2 separate regions of the Homo sapiens genome follow, and region 1 is linked to region 2. A link is a loop called in an ENCODE intact Hi-C map of the cell type or tissue named here. Cell type or tissue: OCI-LY7. All regions are shown on one strand. Each heading gives the region's core, and the rest is flanking DNA. Links, peaks and the distances in the headings are about the cores only. Region 1 overlaps SLC45A3 (solute carrier family 45 member 3). Region 2 overlaps SLC41A1 (solute carrier family 41 member 1).

Region 1 (5,471 bases), core at 259-5,258, 140 kb before region 2:
TGAGCCACAGCGCCCGGCCCCTGCAAAATATATATATTTTTGAGATGGAGTTTTGCTCTTGTCACCCAGGCTGGAGTCCAGTGACACGATCTCAGCTCACTGCAACCTCCACCTTCCGGGTTCAAGTGATTCTCCTGCCTCAGCCTCCCAAGTAGCTGGGATTACAGGCATGCGCCACCACGTCCAGGTAATTTTTGTACTTTTAGTAGAGATGGGGTTTCTCCATGTTGCTCAGGCTGGTCTCAAACTCCTGACCTCAGGTGATCCACTCGCCTCAGCCTCCCAAAGTGCTGGGATCACAGGCATGAGCCACCGTGCCCAGCCACCCTGCAATATTTAATTTGACTTGGAACATCAGTATTAACTTACTTTTTGTTGTTTCTGAAAGATAAACATCTCCTAGCTATGCCCACTGAAAAGACCTAAAAAAAAAAAAAAAAAAAAAAAGGCCAACCTAGTAGCAACCCTGTACTCAGATTGTGGTCCCTGACATGCACCAGAGATTGAGAAATGGCCAAGTCCATGTCTGGGGCAGGAAATGGACAAGATGAACTTGAGCTATCTTGTGCCTAAAATCAAGGAAACATCAAAGGCTACTGGAGTGGTCAAAAGAACACAGGAAACATCCGGAAGGAGGTCCCAGATGGACAGCTTGAGCCTCAACAATACCAACTGCAATGGATTGAAACACAAATGCATGAAATCCACAAGTTTGTAATGATAATTAATTTAAAACAATAACCTCACTGATCACCTTTGGTAGCTGTTAGAGCATCATCTGATTACTCCAAAAATTGGTAAGTGATGGGATAGTATCAAGCATTTATCATAGTTTTCCCATACAAACCATATTTTAGCATAATCAAATAATGAATGAGGAAAACATTTTCTTTATGGAAGACTCATACCGAATAAGTAATTAAGGAGTGATAGAACTAGAAAATCATAAATTTGCATATCTAATGCAATAGAATCTAGGCAATGATCATCAATGGTTTAGGAGAAGGGTTAATGAGACACTTTATAATGGCCAACATGGGCAACATCTCTACAAAGATAAAAACTAGCTGGTGTGGTGGTACACACCGTAGTCCTAGCTACTTGGGAGGCTGAGGCAAGAGTATTGTTTGAGCTCAGGAGGTGGAGGCTGTAGTGAACTATGATTGCACCACTGCACTCAGCCGGGGTGACAGAGTGAGACCCCGTCTCCAAAAAAACCCACAAACCGTATAATGGATGGGTCAGTCTGACATCACCTGAACCCACTGAAAGTGGAACAGTGAGGCATGATGTGCCACATGAGATGATGCCATCTCCACAGCTCCGCTTATGAAATAGTCCTGTCAAAAAATAAATAAAAATCTGGCTGGGCACGGTGGCTCACACCTGTAATCCCAGCACTTGGGGAGCCCAAAGCGGGTGATCACCTGAGGTCAGGAATTCCAGACCAGCCTGGCTAACATGGTTAACCCCGTCTGTACCAAAAAATACAAAAAATTATCTGGGCATAGTGGTGCGTGCCTGTAAATCCCAGCTACTCGGGAGGATGAGGCACAAGAATTTGCTTGAACCTGGGAGGCGGAGGTTACAGTGAGCTGACATCATGCCACTGCACTCCAGCCTGGGCAACAGAGCGAGACTCCGTCTCAAAAATAAATAAATAAATAAATAAATAAATAAATAAATAAATAAATAAATAAATAAATCTATCTAAATTTATTCAAGCCTCCTAGCTCTTATTAGCTTACAGGGGAAAAAAAAAGAGGACAAAGAGGAGTATCTTTTTATTTTTTGTGGAGATGGGGTTTCACCACATTGCCCAGGCTGGTCTCAAACTCTTGGGCTTGAGTGATCTGCCTGGCTCAGCCTCCCATAGTGCTGGGACCACAGACGTGAGTCATCTGTGCCTGGCTCAAGAGGAGCATCTTAAACACCACTCTGAGGATACGGTCAGCCAAATATAGAATGGGGGCAATTCTGTAGGAAAAATTATTGTTCATCAATAAGTAGCACTGAAAGAATAGAGGAGCTGTTAGAGATTAAGAGAAACCTGAGACACACAGCAACTAAATACAATTTGTTTATCTCAGTTGATTCCTGATTCAAACCAACCAAAGAATTTTTGAGGCAATTGGAGAAAACTGTCCATGGACTGGATAATTGATAAGGAATTATTGTATACTTTGTGGGATATCATGGTATTGTGATCAAGTTGTTAAAAATTCAGTCCTATTTCTTAGAGACACATACAGAAGTATATACAGGTGAAACTAAATTGTCTGGCACCAGCTTTAAAAATACCCTAGGGGATGGGGGAAAGGGAAAGATGAAACAAAGCAGCAGAATGTTAATAACTGTTGCAGCTTGGTTCTTTATATCTGGCTCCCTACTTGTGTATATTTGAAATTTTCCGTAACAAAAAAGTTAAATGTAGAACATTTTTTTAAAATAGGTAAAACAAGCCCTTGCACAGGTTATTAACGGAACTGAACTCTTGGGAATTTAAGGAACTGGAAGGCCAGTCGAGGTTGGAGGCATCGGGGAGATGGCAGGGCAGGGAAGACTCTGAGTTTGACCGGACCTGGCACGAGGGTGGAGGAGAGGGGAAGGGGCATGAACCAAGGCACAGTGGGGTCAAAAGCCTCATCGTGCACATGCCAAGTGCATTCCCTATTCCCATGCTGTGGGTGATGGGTGCTTGTTCCATCTCCTGGCCACACTATGGGTTTTTTTTTTTTTTTTCATTTTTTGAGATGGAGTTTCACTCTTGTCACCCAGGATGGAGTGCAATGGCACGATCTCGGCTCACTGCAACCTCCACCTCCTGGATTCAAGCGATTCTCCTGCCTCAGCCTCCCGAGTAGCTGGGATTACAGGCACGCACCACCACACCTGGCTAATTTTTTATATTTTTAGTAGAGACAGGGTTTCATCATGTTGGCCAGGCTGGTCTCGGAACTCCTGACCTCAAGTGATCCACCTGCCTCAGCCTCCCAAAGTGCTGGGATTACAGGCGTGAGTCATCATGCCCATCCCTACTCAGGGGTCTTTTAGAAGGAAAATGCCACCATTGCCCCACACTTCAGACTCTTTCTGACCCCCTCTCCCCAACTCCGAAACCCCCCAGTCCAAGGTGCAGCACAACCCCCCACAATTGGCAATTGACACAAAGAGTGCTGGTCTATGCCTCCACCTGCTGGTGGCCACTGGGAAGTGAAGCTGTCAAAAGCCAAAGGGCTCCCTGAACTGAGAGTTAAGAATGTTGTAGAAAGATCAGGTCTTTCCCCCTCCTAAAAGAAACACATGCCAATAAACATATAAGAAAGCCTTTAATTTTGTCACCATAAACATTATACTCTGATTGCTCACTTACAGTATAAAATATTCACCCCGCTAAATAAATAAGACGACATTATTGCAAACGGCACTTAAACCCCCCCTGAGAGATAAGACCTCCCTTAGCTCAGGCAGGGGGTGCTCCTGAGTTTCTGTGTGAGATTCCCCAAGCACAGATATACTCTGGGGGCTGAGATGGACAAAGGCTTGGGAAACCGCACTTTGTGCTTCTGGTCCTGCAGTAGCTCCAAACAGGGTTGTGGAGCTGGTGGGGAAAGTTGGGGGTAGGGGAAAGTTGGGGGTAGGGGAAATTTTGGGCAGTGCCTTCATCAGCCCAGTCCTAGAGAGAGTAGAGGGGAGTGGAAGTGGGGGGAACCAGGCTGGGCCAAGAGAAGAGGGGTGGTTAGGGAAGCCGTTGAGACCTGAAGCCCCACCCTCTACCTTCCTTCAACACCCTAACCTTGGGTAACAGCATTTGGAATTATCATTTGGGATGAGTAGAATTTCCAAGGTCCTGGGTTAGGCATTTTGGGGGGCCAGACCCCAGGAGAAGAAGATTCTGGCAATGATCAGCCCAATGACCAGCTATCTCAGGGGACCTGATTGTTGGGGATCCCCCACCCTACCCAAATATTAGACACCAACACAGAAAAGCTAGCAATGGATTCCCTTCTACTTTGTTAAATAAATAAGTTAAATATTTAAATGCCTGTGTCTCTGTGATGGCAACAGAAGGACCAACAGGCCACATCCTGATAAAAGGTAAGAGGGGGGTGGATCAGCAAAAAGACAGTGCTGTGGGCTGAGGGGACCTGGTTCTTGTGTGTTGCCCCTCAGGACTCTTCCCCTACAAATAACTTTCATATGTTCAAATCCCATGGAGGAGTGTTTCATCCTAGAAACTCCCATGCAAGAGCTACATTAAACGAAGCTGCAGGTTAAGGGGCTTAGAGATGGGAAACCAGGTGACTGAGTTTATTCAGCTCCCAAAAACCCTTCTCTAGGTGTGTCTCAACTAGGAGGCTAGCTGTTAACCCTGAGCCTGGGTAATCCACCTGCAGAGTCCCCGCATTCCAGTGCATGGAGCCCTTCTGGCCTCCCTGTATAAGTCCAGACTGAAACCCCCTTGGAAGGCCTCCAGTCAGGCAGCCCTAGAGACTGGGGAGAGAGGAGAGGGACGCCCCAGCCCCCAGCTGTGCAGCTACGCACCTCAGCAGCACAGGGTGGCAGCAGAGAGCCACATTACTTTGGCAGCAACAGAAACTGGCGGCCAGCCCGGCAGCCCCATGGGGCTAACAGGAGCGGGGAGCTGGGACCCAGTGAGGCAGGCCCTCCACCCCAATGTGCTGGAAGTTTTCTACGCTGAGTATTTGGCCAAGTCGCTCTTGTCAAATACTACCTGTGTAGCAAAGTAAATGGCGACCAGACCCAGGCCTGCGGCAGACACCATATAGGCAGTGACAGACTGGCTGAGCTGGACAATGGAGCCCATAAACAGGGATGGGGCCACCTGGGACAGCAGGAAGGCACTATCCAGGATGGCGAGGTCCAGGCAGATGCCCCGGCCCGGAACCACCCTGGCCTCGGTGGGCTCACCCACCACCACACGTACGGAGACATCACAGGCAGAGGCCCCGCAGAGCGCGGGTGGAGGTGGGAGCAGGCCACTGCCTCCAGCACCCACGTGTCCATTAGGGAAGGGAGCTCCAGGCTTAGGGCCTGGCAGGAAGCTGGTCATCAGGCTGTCCTCACTGCTAGCACCTCCAGTGTCCCCTCGGTATTTGGGCAGGAACACCTAAGGCAGAGGGGTGAAGAAAAGGGGAAGAGGACAGGTGTGTACCCAGCACTGGCACCACCCCAGCTGTGAGAACAGACCCTTGCCTCCATCCCAGGGGCAATGGGACTTCATGAGAATCAGGAGCAGGAGAGAAGATGGAGACCCTACTTGGTCCAAGTCTAACCAGGACCCTTCCTCAGGAGTGGGAGAAGGGTAACGGGGTAGGGCGGGGACAAATGTGAACCCAGAAGTCTAGGTCTCCTCTAGCCTCTTAGAACAGGTAAGAGGCAGACAAACTCAATATCACAGATCAGAGAGAACAGAGCTCCAAGGTAAGGAAAAGACACAGGGGGAATGA
Region 2 (5,243 bases), core at 244-5,243:
AGGGAGGAGGAAAAACAAGCCCAGGCTGGTGTTAATGAATTCTGTTGGACACAACTCCAACTAGAAAACCTCTAAAATTCCTTCCAATTCTACGGTTCTATGATTCCAGAAGGAGGCCTGGAGGTCTGGGTAGAAATGGAGGGAGAGAAAATATGGTCTCTGGAGGTCTAGGGCAGGTTCCTGGGATAAGGTGCAGTGTTGGTAGAAACAGGATCATTGCCTAAGCCTTCCCTTGGAGGTGGGCCCTTGAGGCTACAGATGGAAGGGTTTCTGTAGAAGCTTCTGAGAGAGAAGTTAGAAAAAGCCTACATCCAAATCCCCAGATCTGTACACGTGTGACTGCGGATGGAGGCTCCAGTTTTCTCCCAATTTTGTGCTAGGCAGAGAAAAGTAGAAACAACCAGATGATGTCCACCCTGCTAGTTCTAAATCCTCTTTTGGGTGCTTGGTAAGGAGAGGTGGAGGGAAGGGAATGTGAGGAAGGGTCGTTTAGGGAAATAAATACTGGTTGAGCAATGGGGCGGTGGCTCTAGCTGTGGTCAGCACTGCACAGAGTAGGGGTCTGGAAAGGAGAAAGAGGCAGAAGAATCTGGCTTGAAGTAGATGCAAATACTTACAACGAGGAAACTTTCTCTGCCAGATTCAAAGGGGCACATGGCCTTTGTAACCTGGAGAATGAGGTGAGGTTAGAGCTGTGTTTCCCTTACCACTGGCTTATCAGTGCCTGGCACAGTACCTAACACATAGTAGGCACTCAATAAATATTGCTCAAAGAATGTTTCAGACCATGCTTGTCTGCAGGAGAGCTCATCTTGCGGAGGCTGCATATTTGCTAAATGAACGAATAAATGATTGGTGAATGTTTGTGGGTAGAAGCCAAGAAAGAGGAAAACTGACCTCTATGGCATGACAGAACGAGTAATTTTAGGAAGTGACAGGGTCCAAGGTGACCAAGTGATTATGTCCTCAGGAGAAATGGCAGCAATGAGACACCTGTGGTTGTCCTCAACCTCCAAACCATTCTCCACATACCCATGACCTGACCCTAATCTCAAAACCCAACCTGGCAAGCTCTGGGGAAGGTAGTGCTTAGAGACAATTTGAGATGAAGGTTGAAGAGAGACAAAGAATCTGGGCCCAGGGAGACAAAGTCATTTGGGCCCAGGGAGAATGTGGATTTTGGGGAACCAATAGGTGGACATGGGTCAACAGGGAGAAGAGTGCACTGTTCCATTTTTTCCTGGATATGACAATCAACTGGAAATGATCAGAGGGAGGGGTTGTTGATGTTGACCAGGCCATTGAACAAGAGGCATGTGCACAAATTGAAAAGTCAGTCCACCTTACTCTTTCTGCGAGTGGGAACGCTTAGGTCCAGAGGGCAAGAGAACAGAACTGGGATCACAGGGGCCTGGAGCAGGTGTCTCCTGTCCAGAGCTTTGAAGTTGGTCCACTTCTACAAAAGTATGTCTGTGTTTGGGAGTGTTACTTATTCTTCTGTCCCTCTGTTCAACCAAAACCAAAAATAAAACAAAACAGATAAAAAGAAAACAAAACCAAAAATCCAGAGCCCACTTACAAAGGGTTTCTCATTAGGGCCAAGACAGGTTGCTAAAGCCAAACCCCATGTCCCCAGATTCCAGACAAAACTCCCCTGCTCCAGTCCACATCACCTGGAGGCACCCACCATGAAACTGCACTTGGTGATTGTCTCAAAAACCTACTTGTACTGCTTATCTCAGGCCATCTGTGTTTCCCAAATTCTTGCTATACAAACTTGGCTCAATGTATAAAAATTCCCATTGAAAATAATGAGAATTTGGTATCAAAGTGAAGTCCTAGAAAGAGGTGGGAGTGTGGGGTGGAGGAGGGACAGGGGAACAAAAGAAAAATTTCAAATAGAAAGTGCAGAGGGATGGGGAAAATGTTGAGTGACCAAGCTAGTCCCCGACATCCGTGTCTCGGTCCCCTATGAGCCAGAGAACATGGAAGCTGAGTGCTAGGAGCCCAGTGCCAAGCAGGTCCCCCAGAGCAGTCAAGTATGGGATGGAGAAGTTGTCCGGGTCCAGGCCCCGGCCCCACATCCAGTGCACCATCCAGTCTGCGATGTACAGGAGAATCAGCACCTGGGGAGACAAAAGGGCCCAGCCTATAGCCATCCTCTCTCTCCAGGGGGAGCCAGAGGCCACATGATCAGACCCATTCAGTGCATCACAGGGCTTGGCTGGCCATAATCCTTACTTTTTAATCTTCCTCTTTCCACCCCAGCAACCTCTCTGTGTTTCTCCACCCCACAATTACCACTTTGAGCAGACAACAGGCACAATAAGAGCTCTTTAGAAAGGAAGATGCTGCTACGACCCAGGGTCACCCACATCAGCATTATATTCTGCTCCCAAGTTTACCAAACAAGGAGCTTCCTGACCTAAATCCTACTTGTTGCAGAAACTCAGCCCTCTTGCCTCTAACTCTGGGTCACCTCATTCTGGGGTCACTCCAATTCCTGCCATGTTGGCCTTTCCAGGAGCATGGCAGGGGGCTGGCTGCTGGAGTCAGCTTTTCCTAAAGGGATGTCTTCTCTCGGCAGAGTGGTATAAGGATAGTGTTTGAAGCTGCTGCTGGCGGTTGTCTTAAGTAACAGATGATCATCCCAAGCTGGCTTCCTCCTGACCCTTTTCATTCTGTTGTTGTGGCTTTTCATTCCATTCTTTTCCATTGTTTGGGCTCAAAGAATGCAAGTTTATTTTAACATTAGTCCTAATAAAGTTGAATTGTGAATAAGTCACCTCAATATTAATATAAAGCAGACAATGCATACCAATTCAAAATACATTTGACATGATCTGTGGCTTTGATTTTATCTGTGTTCTTGCTTACCTTCTATTAATACAGATAATTAAGAATGACTCAGATCAGAATCTCGCTAGTGGGCCCAGGACCAGCAGCATCAACAACAGCTGGGTGCTTGTTAGAAATGCAAAATCTCTGGACCTCTTGAGTCAGAGTCCGCATTTAACAAGATTTACATGCGCTTTTAAGTTGGCGATGCCCTTGATCTAGAATACCACGGTGGGGCAGGCCTGAATCTCCTAGAATCTGCACAGTGCCTGACATTTGGGCTCCCTAAATGACTGCATCTGCGTGAGAATGAAACAGATTCTGACGGTCAAGCTCTAATACAGTCAGTCATCTGGGAGGTTTTACCCTTGACTATACTTTGTAAATACTGTGGTATGAAAATTCTGCCCTAAGGGATCCAGATGCGGGAACCACAGCCCTTAAGGGATCCAGAAGCCAGAACTGATACCTATTTTTAGGCAATCTTGGTTGCTCTCCTGTCCTCTCTCTTTTTTTTTTTTTAAATTTTAGGCTCTGCCTGAGAGAATCCTGCCCTCTCTCCAAGGAAGCCAGAGATGACTCTTCACATTCTCCCTTGCTCTGCACACAGCTGTCTTGTGCTACCACGGCCTTGGCTCCCCTACCTTCCATAACTTCACACCCTTTCCAGCAGCTGCAGAAGGGTCCCAAATAAAGAGCATGGCCAGGAGGCCTTTGGGACATGCCCTAGGAAGGGAATGGTAGCAGCTGTCCTCACATTCCAGCTTCTTGAGCAGGCCCCAGGACACACAGCTGGGAGGAGGTGGCAAAGGGATCAATAAGAGCCTTTACAGGGGATCAAGTGTCACGCTCTGGCCCTCCACAGATCTAGAGAGGACAGCAGAGGCAAGAATGTCTCCAGGGTATTCATCATGGGTGATGGCACTGAGGCTCATCCTTTCCAATTCAGGCCAAGGGATGAGCTGAAAACCTCCACCACAGACCCCTGGCATATCCACCCCCATCTTCCCACCACGTGCTGCACTGGAACCCACTAGCAATGGAATGTGGCAGCTTGGCTAACTGCTGCAGGGCAACAGCATATGGCTGATTCTCAGCCCCGCCCCTGCCAAGATGTCCGAACACAACCTTTCTAAAGCTGGGGGTGAGGGGGCTGGAGGGATAGGTGTTAATCAATACAGGACTGGCGAAATAAAATTATGGTCTGTGTATCACAGAATATGATGGAGCTGTAAGAAAATCAGGGTGTTGTTCTCTTTATGTATTGATATGGAATGATCTCAAAGATAAACTTAAATGAAAAATGCAGGGTGCAGACAGTGTGTACAGTATACTACATGTGTGTAAAAAAGAGGAAGGAAATAAGAAAAATATATGTTTACTTTTATAAATATAGAATAGGTTTGAAGGACACACAAGAAAGGGATAATACTGATGGTCTGTGAAGGAGAGAAACAGATGGCTGTGAAGAAGAGGACAGAAAAGAAGACTTTTCACTGAGGTTTCTCTATGAACCTTAAAACATTTTTGAACTATGTGACTATTCAAAAATCAAACCTATAAAAATTTAAAATGTAATAATAAGGGTGGATCTAGCTGTAAAGGGATAGCATAAGGGAGCCTTGTGGTGATGAAACAGTTTTCTGTATTTTGGTTATAGTGGTGGTCACACAAATCTCCACTTGTGATAAAAACTGCATAGAACGAACACACACGCACACACACACACGAGTGCATGTAAAACTGGTTCAATCTGAATAAGCACTGCAGATTGCATCAATGCTAATTTCCTGATTTTGATACTGTCCTAAAGTTATGCAAAATGTTATTTTCCCATGGAGGGAAATTGGGTAATGGTATATGGGATTTCTGAACCTTTTTTTTGAGAACTTCTTACAAATCTGTAATGATTTCAAAATAAAAAGCTTTTACAATGTAATAATACAAGAAGGGAGAAAGTGTCATGGTATTATGGAATGGCAAGGCTACACAGGATCCGACAGATTATCTAGTGCAGTGGTTTTGACAGTTTTTCAAGCTATGGGATGCTTTATGCAAATGAATTTCTTGAGAAAGCTCAACATGCAAAACAGAGCCATGTGGAGCTCTGTGGCCAGTGGGGTTGGCATGCAAACCCCACAGGCTCAGCATCCTACAACCACCTGCATGAAAACTACCACCCCTGGTCCATTCCTCTCAATTTACAACTGTATCGCTGAGGATCAGGGTAGTAAAAGAACAGGGTCAAAGTCACACACCATGTTGGTGACTCTACTGGAACTACCATCTGTTCTCCTGCACCCTTGTCTGGTGTTTATCAGCTGCCCTGACACAGAGAAAGAGGAGGTTGAGTGTCTAAGAGGCCAAGTCTGGCCTCCTCTCCCATCCCTGCAGGGCATCCTGGC

Evidence for each region. A loop is a pair of places that touch in the nucleus more often than their neighbours do. Peaks named below come from ENCODE experiments on the same cell type or tissue, not always from the same donor. Only the 100,000 strongest peaks of a DNase experiment are listed, where the experiment ranks them.
Region 1: it touches region 2 in a loop (6-fold over the local background); 14 of 110 quality-filtered maps call a loop at or near these places.

Annotation. Positions count from the first base shown.
Region 1 is chr1:205,654,541-205,660,011 of GRCh38, forward strand. SLC45A3 (solute carrier family 45 member 3) reads right to left here. Exons shown (of 5, transcript NM_033102.3): 5 at 3,311-5,131. The coding sequence ends at 4,694. Among named protein-coding and RNA genes, the nearest start is that of SLC45A3, 23 kb to the right of the region's middle. In OCI-LY7, for the core only: CTCF peaks have their summits at 3,210 (motif pointing left), 3,422, 4,529 and 4,745; DNase peaks (open chromatin) are centred at 3,191 and 4,571.
Region 2 is chr1:205,789,593-205,794,835 of GRCh38, forward strand. SLC41A1 (solute carrier family 41 member 1) reads right to left here. Exons shown (of 11, transcript NM_173854.6): 11 at 1-2,126. The coding sequence ends at 1,941. Among named protein-coding and RNA genes, the nearest start is that of RAB29, 17 kb to the left of the region's middle. RefSeq lists an enhancer at 2,040-2,099. In OCI-LY7, for the core only: CTCF peaks have their summits at 2,174 (motif pointing right) and 2,380; a DNase peak (open chromatin) is centred at 2,179.